Regions from separate parts of the Homo sapiens genome. Here all the other regions are linked to region 4. The links are chromatin contacts, found by Hi-C or POLR2A ChIA-PET in ENCODE. All regions are on one chromosome and are shown on one strand. The core of a region is the stretch at or near the end of the contact, and the rest is flanking DNA. Distances in the headings are between cores, read along the strand shown. Region 1 holds the start of CLCA4-AS1 (CLCA4 antisense RNA 1). Region 2 holds the start of ODF2L (outer dense fiber of sperm tails 2 like). Region 3 holds the start of BCL10 (BCL10 immune signaling adaptor). Region 4 holds the start of ABCD3 (ATP binding cassette subfamily D member 3). Region 5 holds the start of LMO4 (LIM domain only 4).

Region 1 (4,525 bases), core at 1-2,500, 7.7 Mb before region 4:
TTACAGCTACAGAGGGTGCAAAAGAAAGAAGTAACATTGTTGTTTTCCCAAGACTGGGAAGATTGAAACACTTGAGGATGAGGATTCAGGGACACCACTGTGTCCACCATTAAAGAATTTCCCCTTTAATGGTGGACACGGTGGTGTGATCCTTTTGTAGAGACGAGCATAGGTTATGGCAAATATACCTACTTTAAAAACAGTGCTCTGGGAAGAGAGTAAGTGCTTTTCCACATAAAGATCTAAAATAGACAATAAATGAGAAATAGGGTTTTTTATTATATATTCATTTTTCCATATTTCTGGAAAATGAAACAGACATGGAGTATTTCAAAGCTGGGAGAGATCATTATATTGGAGTTACCTTAGAAAGAGGGGGCTGTTTCTGCCACCACAACAAAGAATGAAACAACACAAATATTTACGTTTTCTTCTTGTCCTCATAATGCTTTTACTGCACTCGTCTTTCAACCTTTAACATCTACTGCATCTGTGACTGTTGTTTCAGTAAAACACGGAAGCTTGAATGTAAGCTCATTTCATTGCCTGCTGCACAACCACACAAAACAGCATTTTCTTATTCTTGAAATATGATAGCAACGTCTCCTTCCATGCTTGTACCTGTTTTAATTCCTTTCAAGCAGAGGCTGTATCGTGAAAGATGCTTAAGAAGTTACTTGGAACGACAGGATTTGGAACGGATGTCACATCATATTCTCATTTGTTATTAAAATTAGTCACGCTTAATTGTTAAGGACTATCCTGTGTCGCTCGCCATCTTTGTGTCCTCCACCTGGCACTTTGCTTTCACACAGTAGGCACATAGCGTTGAGGTCCCGGAAGGTTGTCAAGTAACCGGCCAGGAGCTTGAGGGCAGGACATTGTCTCCGACACTTGATTCAGTGCCTGGCACACAGGAGGTATTCAATTATGCTGAATGAATGAGCAACCGGCTCGGTGGGGGACAGTAAACCCAACCCTATTCCGCGAACGTTTGCTGAGCGGCATCCAGGCCTCAGGGACCAAGTGTGTCGCGCGGTGCCATACCGTGACCGGGACCTGTTATTTCTAATGTCCAGATATTGTAATTCTATGCTGTAACTCCTATATTTCCTCTTAAAACAAAAAGAGAAATGTGGGTCGTGTTCGCTCTGGGTTCTCGTTAAGTGCAAGCATACAGAGGCGCCGAGACCCCGCGGCTCGCCCTCGCCGCTTCCTCCACAGGAGCCGGGCGGAGCTCCCGGCGCGCCCCGGGGCTGCGCCGCCGCAATCCTCAAGGGGTCGCTGTTCCCGCGATAACCTCGAGAAAGGCTCCGCCCCGCGGCCCGCGCTTGTTTTTCCCTTGGGACCCGGGTCCACACGGCGGGGTCGCCCGTCCATCTCCGGCTCGCCCGCGGGGCCCATCGTCGACGTTAGCGGCCGTTCTCCGAGCCGACTGACCCATCCTTGGCGCTGCCGCCGCGCGCTTGTTCTCCTCCCTCGCCCCGCCTTCATCCTCCCCGTTCACGGAAACGACAGCTGCGGCTGCGGGGCTGGCGCCGCCTCCCTCCACCTACCACGTCTGCCCTCGCCGCTCTAGCCCTGCGCCCCAGCCCGGCCGCGGCACCTCCGCCTCGCCGCCGCTAGGTCGGCCGGCTCCGCCCGGCTGCCGCCTAGGATGAATATCATGGACTTCAACGTGAAGAAGCTGGCGGCCGACGCAGGCACCTTCCTCAGTCGCGCCGTGCAGGTACCCTGGTGCTGGGGGGAAAAGGGGTGGCGGCGCCCGGGAAGGTTGAGGGAGGGGACCGCAGCTCGACGCGGCGCCCCCGGGCCTCGCCGACCACCCAGCGGGCCTGCTGCAGCCAGAGGCCTGGGAGATGGGCGCGGCCTGGTCCCCTCCCCGGGCCCGGCGGCGGATTTCTGCCCCGCTCCTGCCCAACCGCCGCTCCCTGGGAAGCGAGGCGGGGTGGGGACGGGGCCGGGAGCTTCCTCCCACCCCTGGGGAACACTAAGGCTGCACTGTCCGCCTTTCTGATACCACGACGTCAGTGCTCCTGTGGCCTCCACCCCGGGGCTGGCGGAGGCTTGCGAGTCCTTTGCGGTAACCGAGACACAGGCCATTCTTGCACTACCCCCCACCCTTTCCTTTCGTCTCTCACCCTCCCCTCGGAGTCCAAGAAGGGAGTTTCCTTTTCCTGTCCTTCAACCCAGAGAGCTGCCAACACAGTTCCCTCCGGCCCTCTTTCTCCCTGAAAGGACTGTCCTGGGCTTGGCAGCCCGCGGGGGAAATGGAGATCGCCAGTTGGCGTTGAGACTTTGCCAAGACCACAAGAAACCTAGGGTTGGGGGGTTTTCACTCTTTTTCAAAATGGGAAGCACCAGCTGTAGATCAAGGAGAGATGCGGGGATATTGTTATGGCTGTAGTCACAGTAGTATGTTTTAAATATACTTTAAGGGGAAAAGTTGACTACCTCTCGATATTCTACAATCAAGGAAGTGTCAGTACTAAGGAACTTGGGCCGTTTCCCACAGTCATCACCCATGTTATGCCAACTCAGTAAATCTGTGAACAGATGTAAATTTCACAACATGAATTATAAACAATCTGGTGTTTACGGTCACGGTAGCAACAACATTCTCTTTTGTAAAAAGAAAACAAAAATAATTTTCTAATATGCATACCAAATTGGTGCTGAAATGTAAATCTGTTCTGTGGCTTTACTACTTTCCTTGCCTTTGCCCCAATTTTGTTGGCACAGTTGATCCTACATTGCACTATCCCTGGCAAAAGAGTAGTAGAGCTAGAGCAAGGTAATAGCTGCCTATATTATGAAAAACCTGTCAAGCACTTTGTAATGCATTTGACATATTATCTCCAGTCTTTTCCATAACTTTGCCAGATAGATGTTATTAACCCCTTTTATATATGTGAGGAAGCAGCCTTACTGAGGTTAAGAAACTTGCACAACTAGTAAATAACCAGGTGCTGTCTGACCTAGTACTCCCAGCTGCTTTTTCTTCCGGGATAAGCATTCCAGATTTAAGATAGCTAGAATAATAGAATGCTGTGGCCTAGAGAGACCTTAAAAATCATCTGGTTCAATCTGAGCATTTCCATATCAACAAGCAAGTAACACTTTAGAGATGGTAAATTCCTTCTAGCTTTTGATTTCTAAGTTCTAAAATCTGCATGGTGAGTAATAAGCTAGCTGCCTTAACCCTTTTCTTCCCTTCCTTCCCTAAAATATGATATATTGTAGACGTTGAGCCTTTATAGTTAAAATAATGTTTTGATTTAAATTCACTAGCTTCTAATAGTTCAAAGACAAGGTGCAAGAAGAATGAGTGATTGAGGGTGTGAAATGAATTTTGATGTGTGAGACACTTGTACACTTTTAACATTGACTGCAATAGAGGACTAGAGCCCTTGGTATTTTTGTTTGTCCTAGTGCTCATTACCTATAATTCTAGATGCTTATGAGGATTTGACACTGTATAATGCTACTCTTTTAAATACAGTTAAATATGTTTCAGACGTATAACTCACACCCCTTAAAGAGGACACATTTACTAGAATTTAGTCTGATTTAAATTGTGGATAGACTCAATTTAAAAAATTAAATCTAGCAAAGCTCTCAAAATGTGTACTTCCCAAAGAATTTTAATTCCTTGTTTCAAATTCTTTAGGAAAAAGTTTTAAATTTTATGCTAATCTGTTAGCCATCAAATAATTTTCTTTTCAGTTTTAAATATTTAAGTGTCTACTGCATGTCTGATGTCTGCTTGTGGCTACTGTGGACACTGGTGATACAGCAGTGAATAAAATCAGCAAAGTGTCTGCCCTCCTGAAGCTTACATTGTAGCGGAAGATAAGCTTGTAAATACATCAGGTGGTGATAAAAATCATGGCCAGAAGAATAGAATAACGCAGAGATGGTGGTTGTTAATATCTTTATTAGTATTTTCTAACATTAGTATCGTGTATAGATAGGATGGTCAGGGCAAGTCTTTCTAATAGGATGAAATTCAAGAGACCTCAAGGAAGTGACAGACCTAGTTTTTTTTGGAATAAAAGTATTTCAGGCAGCAGGAAGAAGTACAAAGACTGAAGTTTCAGGGGCATTAAGGAGACCAATGAAGGAGCTGTGGCCATAATACACGTAAAAGGCGATTGTAACTTAGATTACAGTGGTAGCAGTGAAGGTTCCAAATTATCCAGTATTGGCTGTTGGATTGGCTGTGAGGTATGAGAGAAAGATGAGTTAAGGATGACTCCAAGGTTTTGGCTTGAGCCGTTTATTAAGGGAAAAATTTTAGGAGAAACAGACTTCTTTAATGTGTCTGTAATTGTTAGAGATACATACTGAAATGTTTATGGATAAACTTATATCATATCTGAGATTTGGTTTTTACAGGGTATTTTTTTTTTTTTTTTTTTTTGAGATGGAGTTTGGCTCTTGTTGCCCAGGCTGGAGTGCAATGGCGCGATCTCAGCTCATTGCAACCTTCGCCTCCCCGATTCAAGCCAATCTCCTGCCTCCG
Region 2 (4,404 bases), core at 1,237-3,736, 8.0 Mb before region 4:
CACAGTGGGGAGCATAGATTAGGTTCTCAAATATAAGTTAGGGTGACTAAATTATTTACTGTTTAAACTCGGACACTTTTGAGTGTCCATATAGAGCCCAATTACCCGGAAAAAGACCTGGCCAAAGATGTTCAGAATATTGTCTAATCCCAAATAAAGTCACCATCCTGTACCAGACAAACATAAAGCATATTCCTTTCCTTCAACACGACAGCTGTTGCCATTTACTGAGCAGAGCACTGACTGACCTTATAAACATCATCTCACAAAAGCTTCACAAGGTTGTTATTAAAAAGCTATAAATAAGTAAATTAAATCTTAGAAGGGTTAAATAGCTTGTCCAAGATTACAAGTAAGGAATTGGTGGAACTCAGTTTTGAATTAAAAGCCATGAGATGGTGAAACCGCATCTCTACTAAAAATACAAAAATTAGCTAGGCGTGGTGGTGGGCACCTGTAGTCCCAGCTACTCGAGAGGCTGAGGCAGGAGAATCACTTGAACCCGGGAGGCGGACGTTGCAGTGAGCCGAGATCGCGCCACTGCACTCCACTGCGGCAGAGCGAGACTCCATCTCAAAAAAAAAAAAAAGCCATGAGATACTAAAACATAAATATAAAAATCTACAAAGCAAAAAGTAACACACAAACTTGCCTTTATTCAGTCAGGTTTTAATACTCATAAGTTCAATTTAGATTCAAAAGATGAAAACTGTTCTGGACAAGGAAATGAGTGATGAATGAGCTAGCTAAAAGCACAGACTACAATTCTAAAGAGAGAGAGCAGACCGCGACCAGATCACTAAATTCCATTGTTCTAAAGTTTGTCACAAGGAACTTTTGGGATAGAAAAACTACACTATAAATACACATCCATTGTGAAATAAGAAGATGAAAAAGAGAAGCAAAAAGCAAATCATAAACATGATCATGACATTCTTACTATAAGCAGAATATCAAACTAATTTCAAAAGCAGACAGGTTTTCTGCAGTTTGTTTCTTTTTCCTTTTTTTTTTTTTTTTTTGAGACAGAGTCTCGCGCTGTCGCCCAGGCTGGAGTGCAGTGGCGCGATCTCGGCTCACGGCAAGCTCCGCCTCCTGGGTTCACGCCATTCTCCTGCCTCAGCCTCCCGAGTAGCTGGGACTACGGGCGCCCGCCACCACGCCCGGATAACTTTTTGTATTTGTTTTAGTAGAGACGGGGTTTCACCGTGTTGGCCAGGATGGTCTCGATCTCCTAACCTCGTGATCCGCCCGCCTCGGCCTCCCAAAGTGCTGGGATTACAGGCGTGAGCCACCGCGCCCGGCCCGGTTTGTTTCTTTAACCTTAACTCAGTTGCACTTAAAACTCCAAGAACCTCATTCATTCAAAAACACTTGAAACCGTACTATGCGTTGCGTGATGAGGAAACTGTCTTCGAAATAGATTTTATCCCCAACAGCAGCCCCAGTATGGTTATTCTCAGTAAACAACAAGCACCACCACTCACTAACCACCTACATTCGGTGCCACCTTAATGGCCCTGCGTTTACTTAATCTCGTATTACAACCACCCCAAAGTGATGATTACTGTTACAGTTATCAGTAAGGAATCCAGGAAGGTTCAGTGACCTAGACAAGGCCACACAGCGGGTTCAGTGGCAGAGCTGGGACTGAACACAAGTCGGCCTTTAGCACTCTCCACGACCCTAGGTCAATCCCGCACTACAGGGGTCGCCTATAGGGGCTGGAACCTAGAGGAATCCTGGAGAAGGAATTATTTCCTGAGGATTCCTGTAATATACCTCACTTACGAAGCCCCCAGGGCTTCCTACAATCTGATATATCACATGATGGGCGATTAAAAACCAGCCCAATGATTAAGAGGTCACTATTTCTGAAAGAAATGCAACCATATCCAGGAACGGCCCGGTCAGGACTTCGTTCTGCACAAGCCCACCTCACGCTAACATTTGCCCTGATGTCCCGGGGACCACACCCTTCCTAAGAGTGAGTCTCGCCGCCCTTTTCCCAGGCCAGGTAGTCAGCCTGAGGGAGGTGGAGGGTTTGCGCGGAGGGGGCTGGGTGGGCGCGAGGGCCTTTTACTTCCGGGACCCACCACTGCCCTCACCTCCAGACCGCTAAGGGCTCCCGCGGTAAACGCCCAGCAGCAGCTAGGCTCCCCACAAAGTCGCCCCCAACCCAAAAGGCGTACTTACGCCCCCGCCGCTGCGTCCGCACGTCGTCGTGACGACAGCCCGCCGTCGCCGCGATATAAAAAAAGGGTCAGAGGCGCCACGGCTGCTGCAATGGAAACCGTGGCAATCCTTCTTGTGCTCTGAGTCGGCTAGGAGGGAGCGGGACGCAGGGGGCACTACAGTGGGTAGACTAGGAAGGAAGGCAAGGGACGCGAGGTGGGAACCAGGCGAATTCCTAGACCTGCTTGCCGCAGAAGAGTGCCCGCTCAAGTGGAACAAAAGCGCAGCTAGTAACCGGCTAGTGGCTTCTCTGGCAACGGCGGCCCCACCCCTCCCGTCAGGCCCGCAGCAGGCTGCCGATTGGTCCGGGTTAGGGACGGCGGGCAGCGCCTATAGCTATTGGAGAGGGTGAGGAACGGGGCAGGGAGGGCAGCTTCGTGTCTATCCTTGTTTCTCGGGTAAACATTTTTTTTTAAGCGTTTGTTTATGGACAAGGACAGCATTTGTGTACGTTACCGAAAATCATAACCGAGCCCAACTAGAAAAAAAGGAAATAAAGCCAATTCCGAGTTTTCTGGCGCTTGGCCTGGTTGTGCCCTGCTTTTGCTTTTTAAAGAGAAGATTTGAAAACGTGAAGGCAACTGCGACCGGAAGAAACCTCCTTTTAAATGTATAGTAGTATTTTTAGCTGAGATGCCTCCCTGGGCCTCAGGTTTTTTCCTGTTAAATGAGGAAGCCTGAGGATGTTCTGCAAGGTGCCTTCAGGGTCTCAAAGTCTTTCGTATCTGTGCCACAGCCAGCTGGTCTGGTTTATAAAGTCCTGAAGAAGCAAAGCAAGATTTTAATTGGAAAAATATCTTCATTCAATGCCTCTACTTAATATTCATGTTAAGAATCGTACACCAACCTATGAAGTTCACAAGTAGAGTAACTGTCAACTAAGCCATAACCGTGGCATGCTGCTACCTAAATAATTGGTTTCACTAAAGCACTCCAGCAATGTTTTTCCACCAGTACTGTAATTGTCCCTTTCATAATTTAAAGCGGGAGACAGAATTAGTAAATTTTTTAGTAAAGGGCCAGTGATATGGTTAGGCTCTGAGTCCCCGACCACATCCCATCTTGAATTGTAATCCCCATAATCCCCACGTGTCAAGAGAGAAACCAGGTGAAGGTAATTGAATCATGGGGGCAGTTCCATAATCCCCACGTGTCAAGAGAGAGACCAGATGAAGGTAATGGAATCATGGGGGCCGTTTACCCCCATGCTAGTGAGTTCTCAAGCTATCTGATGGTTTTGTAAGGGGCTCTTTCCCCTCCACTGGGCACTTCTCCTTAACGAAGAAGGTGTCCTGCTTCCCCTTCACCTTCCGTCATGATTGTAAGTTTCCTGAGGCCTCCCCAGCGACGCTGAACTGTGAGTCAATTAAACCCCTTTCCTTTATAAATTACCCAGTCTCAGGCAATTCTTTATAGCAGTATGAAAATGTGCTCATACAGCCAGATAATATTTTATTAATAGGTTTTGCAGGTCATATGGTCTCTGTGATACTATTTAACTCTGCCATTGTCTTACCAAGAAAAGCCATAGATGATACATAAACATAAACATATGAGCTCACTAAAGTACGTTTGTGTGCAGGATGCAACACTACAGTGTTGGGTAGAAATTGTGATTTCTATCTTCATGGCAACAAATGGGGACTAGAATGTAAAAATAGCAGGCAATGAAATAGAATAAAGATACTTGAATACAAATAATACTTCAAAATTAAAAAGCAACATTTTAGATAACCTGTTTGCAGAGGACAAACAGAAGGTTAAATGAAAGTGTGATGGAGAATCACCACCTTTACATCTTTGCACTCTTTAATAGTGCCACTAATCACTGGAATTCCCCTAGGACTATGGTATTGCCTTTGGTTTAATCTTTTAGTAGATAAGGGCAGTTCCAAAGGCTTCCACTTTGTCTTCCTATTATAATAGCCATGAGTCAAAAAGCCAATGTCAAGATGCTGTAAATCTCCTTTAAGGTTATGACATTCAGGTCTCTTCATTAGTTCTGGTAAATTTTTTGCTGTACAAATTAAGTAGAATCTTAGCAGACTATCCATTTCAATTATAGGGGCAGTGATTAATTATCAACTCCTAAAGATCCCCCTTAGTCAAACAATATGATACACCCTGCTGGTATCATGGTATCAACAGATATCTCATCTCTGATGGCTC
Region 3 (4,555 bases), core at 14-2,513, 9.1 Mb before region 4:
GTGAGTCACACCAATTGTGAGTACAGTGTAATAAACCTTACAGGGAAGAGGAAGGGATTTGAAGTGGATGAACATTTAAAAAGTTGCCATCCTGTCCAGTTCATCAAAATGACTTTGTAAAAGTACTGCAGTGTTCAATAAGAACACGTTTCATGTTGAGTTTCTGTTTTTCATTTGACTTCAGATAAAGTATTTTAGTGATACTCATATAGGTCTCATCTGACAAAACAAGTAAACGCAAAGGAAAAAGAATGTCATATCTCAACAAAGCCATTCGTTACGAATAAATATGAAGGTTTATGTGGTTCTGCACCATCCGAGAAGAGCATAATTTAGCTACTGAATATTTTCGACGTTTACCTGTACATTAATTCTCAGCTACGTGTATTCACTCCCCCAACCCCAATTTAAATATGTGGGCGTCTGCTTACTAGGGGAATTCCAGGTTGTGCTTTCAGCTGTTGAGCTTCCTCAAGCCCCCTTATGCAAAAGAGCTTCACATTTTTGGTCCACTGCTTGGGATCCTTCACCTGGTACAGCCTTCGCTCTAGGCTGAGTGAGCAGCCTAGGCAGCCTGACTTAAGGATGAATCTGAGCCGCCAGTCCCTAACGAAGCATCTCCAAGAACCCAGTTGGGGGGAAAGCATGAGGAGATGGGTGAGGAGTGGGCAAGAATCAAAACACCACTTGGCAACAAAGCCCAAGCTCTGCGTTTAGCGATGTAAAACCTGGATTGACAGATCACTGGAGGATCACTGCCACCAAGGTCCCTCGGATGCAGGGCTCGCCACAGTCCTCCTGTGCTAGGACTTTCCGCTCCTCCGACCTGGAGGATCCTCCTTGTCCTCGGACTCCAGGCTTCCGCTTTCGTCTCCCGCTGGGCTGCAGCCCGCCCCCGCCCGCCCTGGGCACAGCTGCGTTACTCACGTCCTTCTTCACTTCAGTGAGGTCCTCCTCGGTGAGGGACGGTGCGGTGGGCTCCATGGTGGAGGCGGGAGATGGCGCTTCTTCCGGGTCCGGGAGCTCGGGCTGCGCCGCCCCGCCCTGGCTGGGGGCTTCGGCCTCCGGGTAATGGGGAAGAAGGAGAGGAGGCGGAGCGGGTCGGGAGAAAGACGGCCGCCCCTTCGGGAACAGAGGGACTCGGGGGTCAAACCGTAGCGCTTCCGGCCCCGCCTCTGAGGTCGACGGCGACGCGAATCTACGCGACGCGACGCGGAGCTCGGAGCAGCGTTCCTTCCCTCTCGTAGAGGCTCAGGCGCAGGCACCGCCCCACGGCGAGGCGCGTCGCTTAGCAGAGCCCGCCCTGTCTCTGCGGCAGCCTATCGACGCCAGCCCGCGGGCCGATCCTGTTCCCGCCCCCGACCGGAGCCTTTCGGGTGGCTCCGCCCACAGCGGGCGTTTCCTCAAGCCACGCCTGCGCAGGTCGTCGGTAAGTGGCCCGGGTTAGCTTCCTCATAAGGCATCGTTTCCGTGGGTGGGGTCCGTCAGTGCCCAGGCAGCTGGCACTCTCAGCCTTTGCTGCCTGCTCACTTCGGGGGAGTCCGGTCTGGGCTTGTCAGTACCTTGGGTTCCTCCCCTTTTCCCAGACCCTGCCCTACAATTTCCTGTTGTTACGTTTGCCAGTTACTGTTTTGGTCACACACAAACGCACTCATACACACATACACATGCATACACACAAACAGCCTAACTACAATACTAAACAAATTTTTGAAAGAAAAAAAGAAACCACCTACAATCCCACCACTTTAACACCTCATTTAACGTTTGCATACTTTTTGGTCACTGTTCATTATAAACATAGCTTTTCCTCATTAGTTAATCTGTGTAATGGAGATAGATATGCTTACCTTTTAGGGCTGCCGGGATCATATGTAAAGTTCTTAAAGGTAGTTGGGCACACAGTATGCACTCAACTGATTATTTATTTATTTATTGAGACAGGATCTCACTCTGTCGCCCAGGCTGGAGTGCAGTGGTGCGATTCTCGGCTCACTGCAGCTTCCACCTCCAGGGCTCAGGCGATCCTTCCACCTCAGCCACCAAGCAGCTGGGAGTCCAGCTAGTTTTTTTGTATTTTTTATAGAGATGGAGTTTCGCCATGTTGCCCAGGCTGGTCTCAAACTCCTGGGCTCAAGCCATCCACCCGCCTCGGCTTCCCAAAGTGCAGGGACTACAGGCATGAGCCACCCAGCTCATCCTACTCAAACATTTATTGAGTCCTTACTAATATGTTCTAGGCAACTTATACTATGAGTCCTCCATTTTATAGGGGGAGACTGATGAAGAGACGACTATCCCCAGACCGTATTTTAACTACTATGGCGCTGTGTAAGAAGCAACCTGAGAAGTGTGGATGAAAAGCTACAGGTAGAGCCCTGGGCCCAAGACGGTGGCTTGGACAACATGCTAAATAAACTATAAACTAGATGGTATTTGAAGCTACGAGAGTAGATAAAAATGACAGGAGGACCAAGGAGAAACTTGGGAACGCCAATGTTTAAGAAACGGGAAAGCAAAAAAAAAAAAAAACACACACAAAAAAACAATGTAACCAGAGCCACAAAAACCAGAATCACAGCAAGGGATTCTGATGTTTACATTATGTCCTGTTTCCATGTTGACACATTACACAAGGACAGTTTTTTTCTAATTGCTTAATTTTTCATCATCTTCCATCCGATTTACTGAACCATCCTTAACTTTAGGATGAATCCTTTCATTTAACAAATGTGTTTTGAATGTCCACTATGTGCCAGACACTGTTCTAGGTGCTAGGAAAACAGCTGTGAACAAAACCAATAAAAATCTCTTTCCTCATGGAATTTATATTCTAGTTTATTTGTGTTTGGGGCAGACGAGGTAGGCACTTGAAAAATTTTATCTAAGTTTATTTATTTATTTATTTGGAGACAGAATCTCGCTCTGTCACGCAGGCTGGAGTGCAGTGGCACGATCTCTGCTCACTGCAACCTCCTCCTCCCAGGTTCAAGTGATTCTCCTGCCTCAGCCTCCCCAGTAGCTGGGATTACAGGCGCATGCCACCACACCCGGCTATATCTAAGTTATTTTAAAAAAATAATTAATTAATTTATTTTTTTGAGACGGAGTCTCACTCTGTTTCCCAGGCTGGAGTGCAATGGCACCATCTCAGCTTACTGCAACTTCTGCCTCCCGGGTTCGAGCGATTCTCCTGCTTCAGCCTCCTGAGTAGCTGGGACTACAGGCACACACCACCACGCCCAGCTAATTTTTGTACTTTTAGTAGAGACAAGGTTTCACCACATTGGCCAGGTTGGTTTCGAACTCCTGACCTCAGGTGATCTGCCCACCTCAACCTCCCAAAGTGCTGGGATTACAGGCATGATCCCCCACGCCTGGCTATATCTAAGTTATTTAATTTATTAGAAGATGATAAATACTAAGAGGAAAAAATAAAACAGGGAAGTAGGATGAGGCTGTATGGATTGGTAAAATTTAAGCTAGGGTGGTCATGACCTCCCTGCTCACTTTGGAGGAGTCTGTCCTTGTCTTGTCAATACCAAGATAAGGGATTTGATTTATGCTTAAAGGAAGTGAGGGAGTGAACCGTGTGGATATAAGGAGAGAGCATTATGAGTACAGTCAGCAACCAATAAAAATGCTCAGTGTAACTGGAAGGAGATGATCTCCTTGTGTGTTGAGTCATATGGGTGTGCTGAGTCAGACGGGAAGCCACTGGAAGGTTCTGAGCAGAGTGACATGATCTGATTTGTGATTTGAAAAGAAGCACTTTCACTTCTGTGCTAAGGGGAAAGAAGATGGAAGAGGGAAAACCATTTAGGGAGGTATTGCTATATCCAGGCCCCAGGAGGTTGTGGTTCAGACCAGGGTGGAGCAGTGAGGGTGGTGGGAGCATTTTGAAATGAAGCAAGGAAGCAGTTTGATTTCATTTTGAAAGGATCACTCTGGCTGCTAAGTGGAGAGTAGATGGCAGGGGCAAGGGCAAGAAGCAGAGACTACGTGGAGGCTACCACAATGTCAGGTTCACGACTGAGCCAAATGTCATGCTTGGGGTCAGGTTCTAGCCCATGCTGAGGTCCAAGGGGAGTGGGTGGATGAGCAGAAAGAACACTCAGGGGACCGTAGGCAGGTAAAAGATGATTTTACTCAGCAGCAGCTCTCATCAACAGCTTTCTTACACTAGCTCTCTACACTGTCTGCCCTGTCTCAGGTGCTTAGTCTGGCGGCTCCCCCACACAGCTGCATGGCCGACTCTCCCTTGCCTTCGGGGTCAGCAGCTTAACTCTTCCTCTCTCTGGGCATGAGCAAGCCGAGCTGTGTCCTGGCTCCCCACTGTCAGTCTCCAAGAGGGTCAACTCTGGCTCTCTCTCTCTCTCTCTGGGTGTCAGCACGCCTGCACGATGTCAACAGGGCAATTATACCTTTTACAGACAATAGTGGCTTAGAGCCAAGGGATGGCCTTCCCATGTTATGGCTACATAGCTGTGATAACAAGTGGAGTTATATGCCTGCGCTCTAAACTCGCTGAGTCCCTGTGGATGTTTACCTCGTC
Region 4 (4,820 bases), core at 2,032-4,531:
GCAATCCAAGACACCAAGGCAGAAGCCACAGTGCCTTTTATAATCTGGCCTTTGAAGTCACATAGCATCACCTTCATTATACTCTTTTGGTCACAAAACTCAGCTCTGATGTGAGGGAAATTCCATGAGGGCATAAATATTAGGACACCATGATCACCAGGGACAATCTTGGAGTCTGGCTAACACAACATTTCTTCCAGAGGCTTTCTAGATTCACTAACTTCCTATGCCCTGCCTACCTGTTCTCAGTAGCTCAAATTCTTTAAAAATCAGAGCTCTTGGAGATCTCCCCCATAAAATCACATTTTCTGTTTTTCTTTATTATTTAATATTATGAAGTGTGAACTTGCAAAATTGCATTGTTAATTATCAAAGGACATAGTGCTGAGGAATTTTGTTCTCTAAAATCCTAGACTGTTAGAAAGTTTGTTGTTCTGAGATTCTATCAGTGAGAACAGAACATCCCTTTCTTGCCTGGCAGATTTGAACTCTTTGAGTCACTTAGAGTTACAGAAGCAGTCTCCATTTCCAGTGCAGAAGTTCAGATAAGGGATTTTCAGACACAATATTCTACATTAATCTTAAATGTATGTTTCTAAGAACTAGAATCTTGAATCTGCTTCTCAGCCCAGGTTTGATATTACATACAGATCTGATTTGCTTTAGGCCTATCAAGCACTGCTTTATTTAGATTTTACCTAAACTCCTCTCTTTCTCTAAATACTATAATGACTCCTTATTTCTTCCTTTTTTTTGAGACATGGCCACAATTCCTCTGCTGTATAGTATCTTTTGCTGTAGCAAATTAATAAACTTAATGGGTTCCAGATTTGGTCCTGGTGATTTTTGTCAGATGGGCTTTATCAATAGCTAAAATTATTTGAGCTCGAATAACTAGTGTAATTTTTTAGAATCTCCCATGCTTCTTGAACAAGGGTAACTTTTAGAATGTTTTGTCAATAGATCATTTCTATCTTTCCTCTGACTGTTTTGAAATCTATTTTCTAGACTGTTTTTGACTAATCTTGCTTGTACTTCCTTCACTGTTACAAACTCTAAGATGATACCGTTACTTTCTCACAAGGTTCCCAACTCTTTTCTAGCACTTTATTACTGAATTAGTAATTTCCTGTTTTGTCCTCCTGAGTGACTCCTGCGGTCCTTTAGAATTTAGCTACAGAATCACCTTTGTCAAGCCTTAAGCCTTTATTGAAAGCATTAGACAAAACTAAATATTTTCATGTTTGTGTTCTCATAGCACCTTGTTCATATCTCTAATATAGTACTTACCACATTTATACTTGATTTTTTTTACACGTTTTTCTTCTCTAACAGCCTCTGGAGAATATGATCTCCATGATCTGTTCATCCTTGTGTTATCTGTGCCAGGCATACTTAATTACGTAAATTATGTGAGGTCGTTGGGGCTCACAACACAATACTCCAAAATGAAGGTCTCAGTAGCAAAAGTTCTCTGCCCTACTCTGGCCCTCCTGTCTCTCAGTCCCGTATTTCCCTAGGCTAGCCATAGATATTAGGATCCCTATTCCTCAAGACAAGATGTAGAAACCAGAACCTCTATCCCCTAAAGCCAGCCATAAAAGCCTAAACATATTTTGCTAGTTTTCCCTCCCCCTTTTTCTGTAAAATCTGGCCATAAAGAAATTATCTGACCTGCCTTGTTTGACTGTAGGCTGTTAAGAGCTCCATTCCATTCCTGCCCTATACCCAGAAGGAAGGAATGGTGCTCAGAAGGCCAAGAAGAATCTAGACAGGCCTTGCTGGGTGTCCCCACTCAGTCTGTTAGCATTAGATTATACCATTTTTGTCCAATCACATTTCTACATAGCTGTCCATACTTTGTTGAACCTAAACACAAAAATGGACAATTTTCCAAGTATCTTTGGGTCTCCATTCTGAACGCTCCCATGTATACACATTAAATTTGTATGCCTTTTCTCCTATTAATTTTTTCTTCTATTAATCTGCCTTATGTCAGCGGTTTTCAGTTAACTTTCAGAGGGCCAAAACCTTTTGTCCCTCCAGGTAATGAAAATGTCCACATGACAAATAGTGAATTAGTAGGAGCTTCAGTTCTGCATAATTTAGAATTCACTGTTGAGCACCTCTATACGCATGCCATTATTGTACCTCGTCTTTGTGATCCTCATAACCTGTATTAGGCAACAGCTCATTTATATTGAGAAAACACCTAGGGCACAGCACCACTACTTTGTAGGCTACTTTAATATGTATGTGCATTATGCGAGGTTTTATGAGCTTATTTTCTGACACACTTGCTTTTCTCCAGTTTCCTCAGCTGAAAACAGCGATTCACTGTTACTGTATATATGCTAGGCTCAATGCTGGCGATAACAATTCCTGCAACATAGGGTCAGACAGGAGAAGAATGTTGTAATCTGCAAAGCCCTTCTGATTCTGGGAGTGAGGCCAGCATTAATACAACGCACGATTGTTACTTCTGAATGTCCCTTTGCAAAGAACAGTGTTTCTCAAACTTTTTTCTGACCAGATCTGCATACATTTTACATCGCCGCTGGCGATACATACGTGCAAAACACTGAAATCGAAATTTCTCTAAACAACTCCTTTACTACGTGATGTACTGTGAAACTTTTCTATTTTGTTCTATTCTCAATTTTATTAAAAACGGAGGGTGATGATCCCGATCTACCAAACCAATTTCACAATGCGCTAGAGATTATAACCCGCGGTTTGGAAAATACTGGCTTGGAAAAAGCTCTTTGATCTGTGTCATTCTCCTCACATCTCCCTACACCTCTGCGGAGTTCCGATTGTTTGGTTTCGTCCTGATAATCACTGTGCTGTGTTTTCCCTACACGCTCTGTGACGGGGCCGTCCGCCTCCTTCCTGGGCTCCTTTAAGAGGGTGGTAACGGTACATCACCGCGGGAGTGGAGAGGCAGGGCCCACTAGGTCGTCGCTGCAGGCCAGGCCCGCTCATCCAGTTATTGTGAAAGCCGGGGTGTGCGCGCGAAGAGTGGGAGGGTAGGGGTGAGGCAGGGGCAGCACTGACGCCTCGCAGGGCTGAGTAGCAACAGCTCCTCCGCGCCGCGTTTCCGGAGACCCTGAAGGAGTCCGCGCGTGCGCAGAGCGCGTCCCGGGAACTGTTCCGCCCACGGAGGCTGCCGAGCGCGCTCCCGCCGGGCCAAAGTACAAAGTGGGCTCCAGAGCGCGGGCGGCGCGGCGGCGCGAGCCAGGGGGCGGTCCTGCGCGGCCGGCCCCGCCCTCTGCTCTCCTCCCAGTCTCCCCCGCGCTGCGTGCAGTAAGGTAGCCGCCGCCGCCGCCGCCGCCGCGTCCCCTCGCCGGCTCGCTGGTACCGGCAGTGCCATGGCGGCCTTCAGCAAGTACTTGACGGCGCGAAACTCCTCGCTGGCTGGTGCCGCGTTCCTGCTGCTCTGCCTGCTCCACAAGCGGCGCCGCGCCCTCGGCCTGCACGGGTAAGAAGGCCCGTAGCCGTGCAGCTTTCCCGGGCTGGAGCGGGCGCTCCCCGCGCGCTCTCTCTCCCCACCCGGCCGACAGGTCTCTTTGCCCGACGGGGTCGGGCGGAGAGAGGGCCGACCGCGACTGCCGTGGGACTTCAATGTCAGGGTGTCCGCGAGTCCCCGCCACGACGGCGTCGGTCCCAGCTGGCCTGTCCGGCGACCTCGCTCCACCCCGGGAGTGCGAATTCTTCTGTGCCCGCGGGCGAACCGGCGCCCAGCCAGCACTCAGGCAGCGGCCTCCAGTTGGGGGTGGGAGGGGGATGCGGTGTGTCCCCCACCCCCTTCCCTACATCACCCCCTTCTGTGTCAACTTTCTGGGTGTGTTCTGGTTTTGCCATCTCATCTTCAGACCGTGAAGGATTTGTTTTGGGGACGTGGATGTGTGATTGAGGATGGGGATTGGATTCGCCAGGCTGGAGGCTGGTGTCTAAGTCACTTGGACGAGGTTTGGCTCGATTCCCGACTAACTGCTATTGAAAGTCGCGAGGGTGGCTTCTATGAAACTATTCCCGGTCCACTTGGCAGGATTGCCGTCTAAAGTGGTGAGCCCTTGGAGTCGGTGAACCCTTTGGTCGGTGAACATTTGGTCGGTGGCATTTCATCCGGAAAGGCTGGATCGGTTCTGTCGGACTTAGAGGGAAATGTTTTCCTTCCTGGGCTCTGTAGGTGAAAGATGAGAGTGTGGTTTAGGTGAGGATCAAGCTCCTTTTTAATGACACGCCACTGCTTCCACCGCGGGAGAATTTCAGTGCTTAGATTTAACTTTGGGAGGTTATCAGTTCAGAAAAAGTAAAAAAGAGAGAGCTGAATTACGGTTGCGACATACAGGTATGTATGTCACATACATGCAATTTTTATTTGCTGGACAAGTGAAAGAGAAAAGGCTACTTCCCAAGCGTTCTTGCCAGTCATTGAATATTTCGTATTAAATCTTGACATACTACTTTCATGAATTTTATTTCATTCATTCCTCTGAGCAGGTACTGTTGCCTCCCGTGTTTGATTTGCCTACAATATCTAATTAGTAGTAAAATTTGGGCTAAAACACAAATAGACTTCTAGTTTATAGTACCCTTTCCATTAAGTTCTTTCTAGCCGCCTTCTGTTTTTATCTTACTAGAGTCTGAAGTGATGATCTTTCTTTTCCTTCCTAAATCCATTTAACAGAGTTGAAAATGATTTGCAGCATAGTCTGGGCAATAACAGCGCTTACTCATTTTTCTTCTATTCAGTTTGCTTTTAAAAGGATTAATTTGGGAAAATAAAAAGCAAGTTTTTCTGTTGGTTTGTATGA
Region 5 (4,800 bases), core at 275-2,774, 7.1 Mb before region 4:
GATACTTAGCAGAAGGGCTTTGCACTTTCATGATAATTTCCACCAGAAAAATCTCTCTGGAACTTACTAACAATAATCAGGCCTAATATTAGCCTCAGTCTGGAGATTTATTTAACCTATTTGGCAGAGTAGATAAAGTCGAATGCCTAGGTATTCAAGCATCTAGGCTGTGCTTCGGCCTTGGAAAAAGACTCTCAGGCTAGCACCCTAAAAGCATTCCTCAAAACTTGATTTATACTAGAAGTGACATTTCTTACTCTCTAGAGGCTGTGAGATTGCAAATCTTGCAATTACTTCCATTGCTTTTGGGGGCTGTGAGAATTTCCGCCTCTCATCCTCCACAGTGAGGAGGGTAGTCGGGAAAGGCTTTCTCCCTTAAGTTTTCGTCAACTTTGAAAATAAGGACTGTGCTCCCTACATCACCAGCAATTGACAAGGATCCAGGAAATGCCTGCTAGGCACTTTCAAACTCGGAAAAATGGGAGTATGAGGGAGGCTAAGTAGGCAGTATTTAGCTAGCAACTATTATTTCCTTTATGTTTCTACCTTGTTAACTAAGCTTCCACTACGGTTCATAAATCTCCAATATCGTGAATTAAAGAAACAACAACAAAAATCCTCTTCTGTGTGCTTGTGCGTGAGGGGATAGAAGTCCACTGCCCTAAGATGCAGGACTTATCTTCCCAAACAGGAAGAGACCCATTTCTGAGAAAGATGGTAAGTTTCCTAAGGGTCTCCTCTCAGATAGAGGGGATGGCAGTCCCCGAGGGGCGAGCGGGCGCGGGTCCTCAGGGTCCCCGTGCGCTGAGAAGGCAGGTGAGGCCCCGCCCTGCGTCTCGACTCCGGATCCCGGGTCGCGAAGGGCAGCCCAAGCGGGTCCCCGGCCCCAGGCGCCCGGGTCACTTCACCCCACCTGATTCGGGCCCTTCCCTTCTCCTCTGTCGGCCAGCTCTGCCGCCTCGCTCTCTCTCCCGCCCCCCGAGTCTCGTTTCAGTCATCCCTTTGTCCTTCCCCGGATTGGCAGGTTTTATTATTCCGCCTGAACAATCCGGCCGCCCAGTGGCTGAGGGTCGCTGACGTCGGAGGCAGAGCCGGGGAGTAGTTGGGATTTTGCTCTGTCAGTAACACATGTGTAAGAGCCGCGGAGGGAGCGAGCGAGCCGGCTAGAGGCCAGCGCCGCCGCCGCCGCCGCCTCCGAGCCGGGCAGCAACAGCCCCGGCAGCGGCGCAGGCTCCAGCGCGCCGGGCCCGGCCGGCCGCAGCCCCCGACGCCTGGGTGCGCCTGCCTGCCGGCCTCCGCACCGTCCGCCGCCGCTCCCGGGGCTGTTGTGTCTGCGACTGCTCCCGGCCGGAGGTGCAGGGAGCTCAGCCGAGCCGCCGCTGCCATCCCGGAGCGAGCAAGCGAGCGAGCGCGCGGGAGGGAGGAAGGCGGCGGCGGAGGAGGAGGAGGAGCGGGAGGAGCGCGGGCGGGGGCGGGGGCCCCCGGGCGGGGGAATATACAAAGTGAAGCCACATTGCCAAACTTGCAGCAGCGATTGCAGCAGTTGCTGCCGCTGCGCCGCGCCTGAAGCCGCGCCGCGCGGGCCGAGGGCTCCTGCAGCTGCTCGCGCGCAGTCGGAGGCGGAGAAGGACGAAGACTGAGACTGACACTTCTGCTCCCGGCCGCCCGGCACTTACGCGGGGGCCCCCCAACCCGCCCCAGAGCAACGCGATTTAAAAAAAAAAAAAAAGCCGCCCTTAGCCCCCTCCTCCCCTTTCCTGCTTCTGCGAGAACTCCCTCCCTCCCTCCAGCTCCGCCAGCCCAGGCGCCCCTTCCCTGGAAGCCGAGCGGCTTCGCTCGCATTTCACCGCCGCCGCCTCTCGCAATATTGCAATATAGGGGAAAAGCAGGTAAGGGGGCGGGTGGAGAGCCGCGGGCCGGGAGGTGGGAGAGGGAGGGAGGGGGTCGATTCGGGCCAGGGCTGTTTTCTTTGGCTTCCTTCCCCTGACCGTCCCAAATTGCAAGTAAACAATACGTCGGCTTAGATAAAGCGCGAGTCTGAAACTACCGAGGCCGGCCTGCGAGCTAGCGCGGAGGGCAGCCCCGGGCCGCCAGCTTTGTAGCGGTTCCTGCTTACAAAAGGGCTCTTCTTGGAAACGGGGCTGGTGGGGACCGTAGAGGGGGTGGGGATATTTCTAGTTCATAAGGGAAAGGCAAGGGGTGCTTAGATGAGGATTTTAAGTATGAGAAGTAGTGTGTTTGGGGGGGTGGGGGTGGGGATAGTCACGATACCCCCCCTCCCTTCTAGTAAACACTATTTTTGAAACAGTGGCAGGAAGGATCTAAGTGAGCAGGATTCGGTATTGCTGGTTCTTTTAAAAAAATTCTTCTTGGCTTATAAGTCTTTTGTTCCAATCCAGGAGAAATACGGTGAATCACCTAATTAAAATCAAGACATGAATTAAGCATCCATTTTTGTACTACAAATTGCCAGCGTTACGTTTGTCCCTCCCTTGGTCTCCATTAAAAAACACCAGAGACGTTGTTAAAGGGGGGCAGATTTTGCCTCTAGCTGCCAGTTCTGCTTTCTATTTCACTGACTATCCCAGGACCTAAATTGCTTGGCTATGTAATTACTAGAGTATAAGCCTATTTAACTTAAAAGCTTTCTTTTTTTTTTTTTTTTTTCCAACTCTAAATGAAACTTGATGAGGGCCCGTCCTTAGTTATCAGGGGAGTCAGTTTCTGGTCAGTCTTCTTGATTCATCTCTTTTAGATTTAATCAGCATTAAGGTATTGCTTGTCCTTAAGAGCTTTAGCTAATGGGGTTACTGGATGCTTTTCTCAGTGTAATGTTTCCTTTTCAAAAAAAAAATACATATATATTTACCTCTCACTAAAGATGGGGGCGGGGAAGAGCTTGGAATCTCCTCCCTCACTCTCCTTTTAAAAAGGAATTCGGAGCGATTAAAACGTTGGGGGAAACAGTTTAAAGATCTAGGGCAGGAAATGCAGATTCATTTGGGTTAGGGCTGAAATTGTAACAAAAAGCAATTCCTCGAGTAAATGCATCAGATAAATCAATTTACATAAAGGTATGATGCATTCGGATAAATGCAATGCTAATGGGTTTTAGAGTGGTCCTGTTTCCAAAGTCTCAGGGTTTTGTTACAGCTTAATTGGTGCAGTTCTTATTCTGGTTTATTGTGCGGTCACTGGACACACGTTCCGGGACTCTTTCGGAGGAAATGTGTTTAAAATCGGCCTATTTAAGGAACCCGAGTCCTTGTTTCGTTCCTTCCTCGTTTTTTTTGCAGCAGCCAAGTTGGGCCGGGTACAGGCAAAGTTCGCCTTCTTCTGAGGTATCAGCTGAATGTCTTGAGCAGATAGCCGGGAGCCTCAGGGGGAGCCCACACTCTCAGCTTACAGAGGACAAAGACAATACAGGCTGCTTAATTGGCAGTAAATAACTTGATCTTTTTACAGAATAAGTGACTAGAGGAACACTAGGACTTTATTGGACTCGGGATTGAAGGCAACAAATTAATCGGTTTAGGCTAAGCTTTATAAATTGATTCCTATATTATATCCCAGTTGCATCTCTTGTGGCATTCATTAGAGTGGGGAATTCTTTTTTAAAGCAGTTTTTGGTGACAGCAGGACGGGCTCGAATTTAACTTGTGCATCCCTTAATGGTGCCTTCTCGCACATTATCTGTAACGCCGCCCGCCCCCCCCCCCCCCCCGCCCTTTGGAGGAACAAAGCTTTAGCATTTAAATTGCTGATCAAGGGCAGATTAGTGAGACCAAAGTGGAGAGTGTTTGTATAGGAAGTTAACAGGCATCCTAAAGTTCAATGATCTATTATTCTTGCCTGTGTCCTGAAAACCCAGAGAAAACACTCATTGATCTTCAAAATGAAATGAGATTTGGAACAATAATGGGAGATGGCGGTCACCACAATGGCATGTGAAAGGTGCTGCTTAAAATACGAAAAACCAGTTTCGCAACTTTACACACTGCACCCACCCCTCCCGTCACCTTGCCTTCCCTCCCATCACCACGCTCTCCGTCTCCCGTCTGCCGGTCCCTCCCTCGTTCCCTTTCGGAAAACCGAACTATTTCCAACTTGTGAACTGCAGCTGCACTTCCCGGGGCAGAACCCGGGAGGGAACGAGGCTCCGGCGGGGCCGCCGCCTCCCCACTCCTCTCGGCTCTGTCCCGGGGCCCGGCGGGGGCTGGGGAGGGGCCGGGCGCGGCGGTGGGTGGGTTTGACCCTCATTTGCTGGAGGCGGGCGGCGGAGGAGGGGAGGAGGGGGCAGTGGGCGGAGGCGGGGGCTGGGAGGAGGTGCCGCGAGGGGTGGAGCGCGCAGCGGAGCCTGCTCTCGGAGTTTTGACAGTACCGGAGCTGAAATTGTCAGCGGCGGCAAGCGCAGGAAAGTTGAGAGGAGCTCGTGGCCCCAGAACAAAGCTTGAGAAAAGTAAACAGGCGGCTGCTGCCGGCGAGCCTCCCTTCTTCCCTCTCCCCCTCAGCCTCCTTCCCGCCCTTGCCCTGCTGTTTCCTTCCAGCAGCTCCGCGGGGAGGAGGGGAATGGGCTTGCTCTCTCTCCGGCGATTACTAACTTTTGCATCGCCCCTGTTTTGTCTTTCTCTCCCTGTCCCCTTCCCGCCCTCTGCAGACCATGGTGAATCCGGGCAGCAGCTCGCAGCCGCCCCCGGTGACGGCCGGCTCCCTCTCCTGGAAGCGGTGCGCAGGCTGCGGGGGCAAGATTGCGGACCGCTTTCTGCTCTATGCCATGGACAGCTATTGGCACAGCCGGTG

What was found. Hi-C counts contacts between places; a loop is a spot of excess contacts on that map. ChIA-PET counts read pairs that join two places held with the same protein, here RNA polymerase II (POLR2A). Pooled maps may share reads with other maps.
Region 1: a loop to region 4 is called in a map of CD8-positive, alpha-beta T cell, with 9 times the contacts of the local background. The contact joins the promoter of CLCA4-AS1 here to the promoter of ABCD3 in region 4. A Hi-C loop is called at or near these places in 3 of 168 maps with a recorded cell type or tissue (CD4-positive, alpha-beta T cell, CD8-positive, alpha-beta T cell and naive thymus-derived CD4-positive, alpha-beta T cell) and 5 of 50 pooled maps.
Region 2: a loop to region 4 is called in a map of CD8-positive, alpha-beta T cell, with 6 times the contacts of the local background. The contact joins the promoter of ODF2L here to the promoter of ABCD3 in region 4. A Hi-C loop is called at or near these places in 2 of 168 maps with a recorded cell type or tissue (CD8-positive, alpha-beta T cell and naive thymus-derived CD4-positive, alpha-beta T cell) and 5 of 50 pooled maps.
Region 3: a map of CD4-positive, alpha-beta T cell shows a loop between it and region 4 (8-fold over the local background). The contact joins the promoter of BCL10 here to the promoter of ABCD3 in region 4. A Hi-C loop is called at or near these places in 1 of 168 maps with a recorded cell type or tissue (CD4-positive, alpha-beta T cell) and 2 of 50 pooled maps. POLR2A ChIA-PET finds 5 or more read pairs at or near these places in 1 of 52 experiments (CD4-positive, alpha-beta memory T cell).
Region 5: a loop to region 4 is called in a map of B cell, with 12 times the contacts of the local background. The contact joins the promoter of LMO4 here to the promoter of ABCD3 in region 4. A Hi-C loop is called at or near these places in 2 of 168 maps with a recorded cell type or tissue (B cell and CD8-positive, alpha-beta T cell) and 4 of 50 pooled maps.

The regions. Positions count from the first base shown.
Region 1 is chr1:86,703,243-86,707,767 of GRCh38, forward strand. CLCA4-AS1 (CLCA4 antisense RNA 1) reads right to left here and starts at 1,251. Exons shown (of 5, transcript NR_135837.1): 1 at 365-1,251. It overlaps SH3GLB1 (SH3 domain containing GRB2 like, endophilin B1), which reads left to right and starts at 1,334. Exons shown (of 9, transcript NM_016009.5): 1 at 1,334-1,729. The coding sequence starts at 1,658. RefSeq lists enhancers at 538-607, 1,172-1,673 and a silencer at 1,498-1,987.
Region 2 is chr1:86,393,837-86,398,240 of GRCh38, forward strand. ODF2L (outer dense fiber of sperm tails 2 like) reads right to left here and starts at 2,487. Exons shown (of 17, transcript NM_001366781.1): 1 at 2,197-2,487. RefSeq lists an enhancer at 2,412-2,461.
Region 3 is chr1:85,275,369-85,279,923 of GRCh38, forward strand. BCL10 (BCL10 immune signaling adaptor) reads right to left here and starts at 1,264. Exons shown (of 3, transcript NM_003921.5): 1 at 928-1,264. The coding sequence starts at 984. BCL10-AS1 (BCL10 antisense RNA 1) reads left to right here and starts at 990. Exons shown (of 2, transcript NR_045484.1): 1 at 990-1,429; 2 at 2,273-2,720. RefSeq lists enhancers at 457-1,656, 862-1,564, 3,973-4,082, 4,273-4,332.
Region 4 is chr1:94,415,108-94,419,927 of GRCh38, forward strand. It overlaps ABCD3 (ATP binding cassette subfamily D member 3), which reads left to right and starts at 3,282. Exons shown (of 23, transcript NM_002858.4): 1 at 3,282-3,481. The coding sequence starts at 3,372. RefSeq lists enhancers at 2,471-3,262, 3,734-3,873 and a silencer at 3,024-3,403.
Region 5 is chr1:87,327,356-87,332,155 of GRCh38, forward strand. LMO4 (LIM domain only 4) reads left to right here and starts at 1,525. Exons shown (of 5, transcript NM_006769.4): 1 at 1,525-1,889; 2 at 4,658-4,800. The coding sequence starts at 4,661. RefSeq lists silencers at 727-896, 1,147-1,576, 2,500-2,589, 3,956-4,315 and enhancers at 1,435-2,012, 2,013-2,588, 2,154-3,699, 3,369-4,007, 4,008-4,646 and 1 more.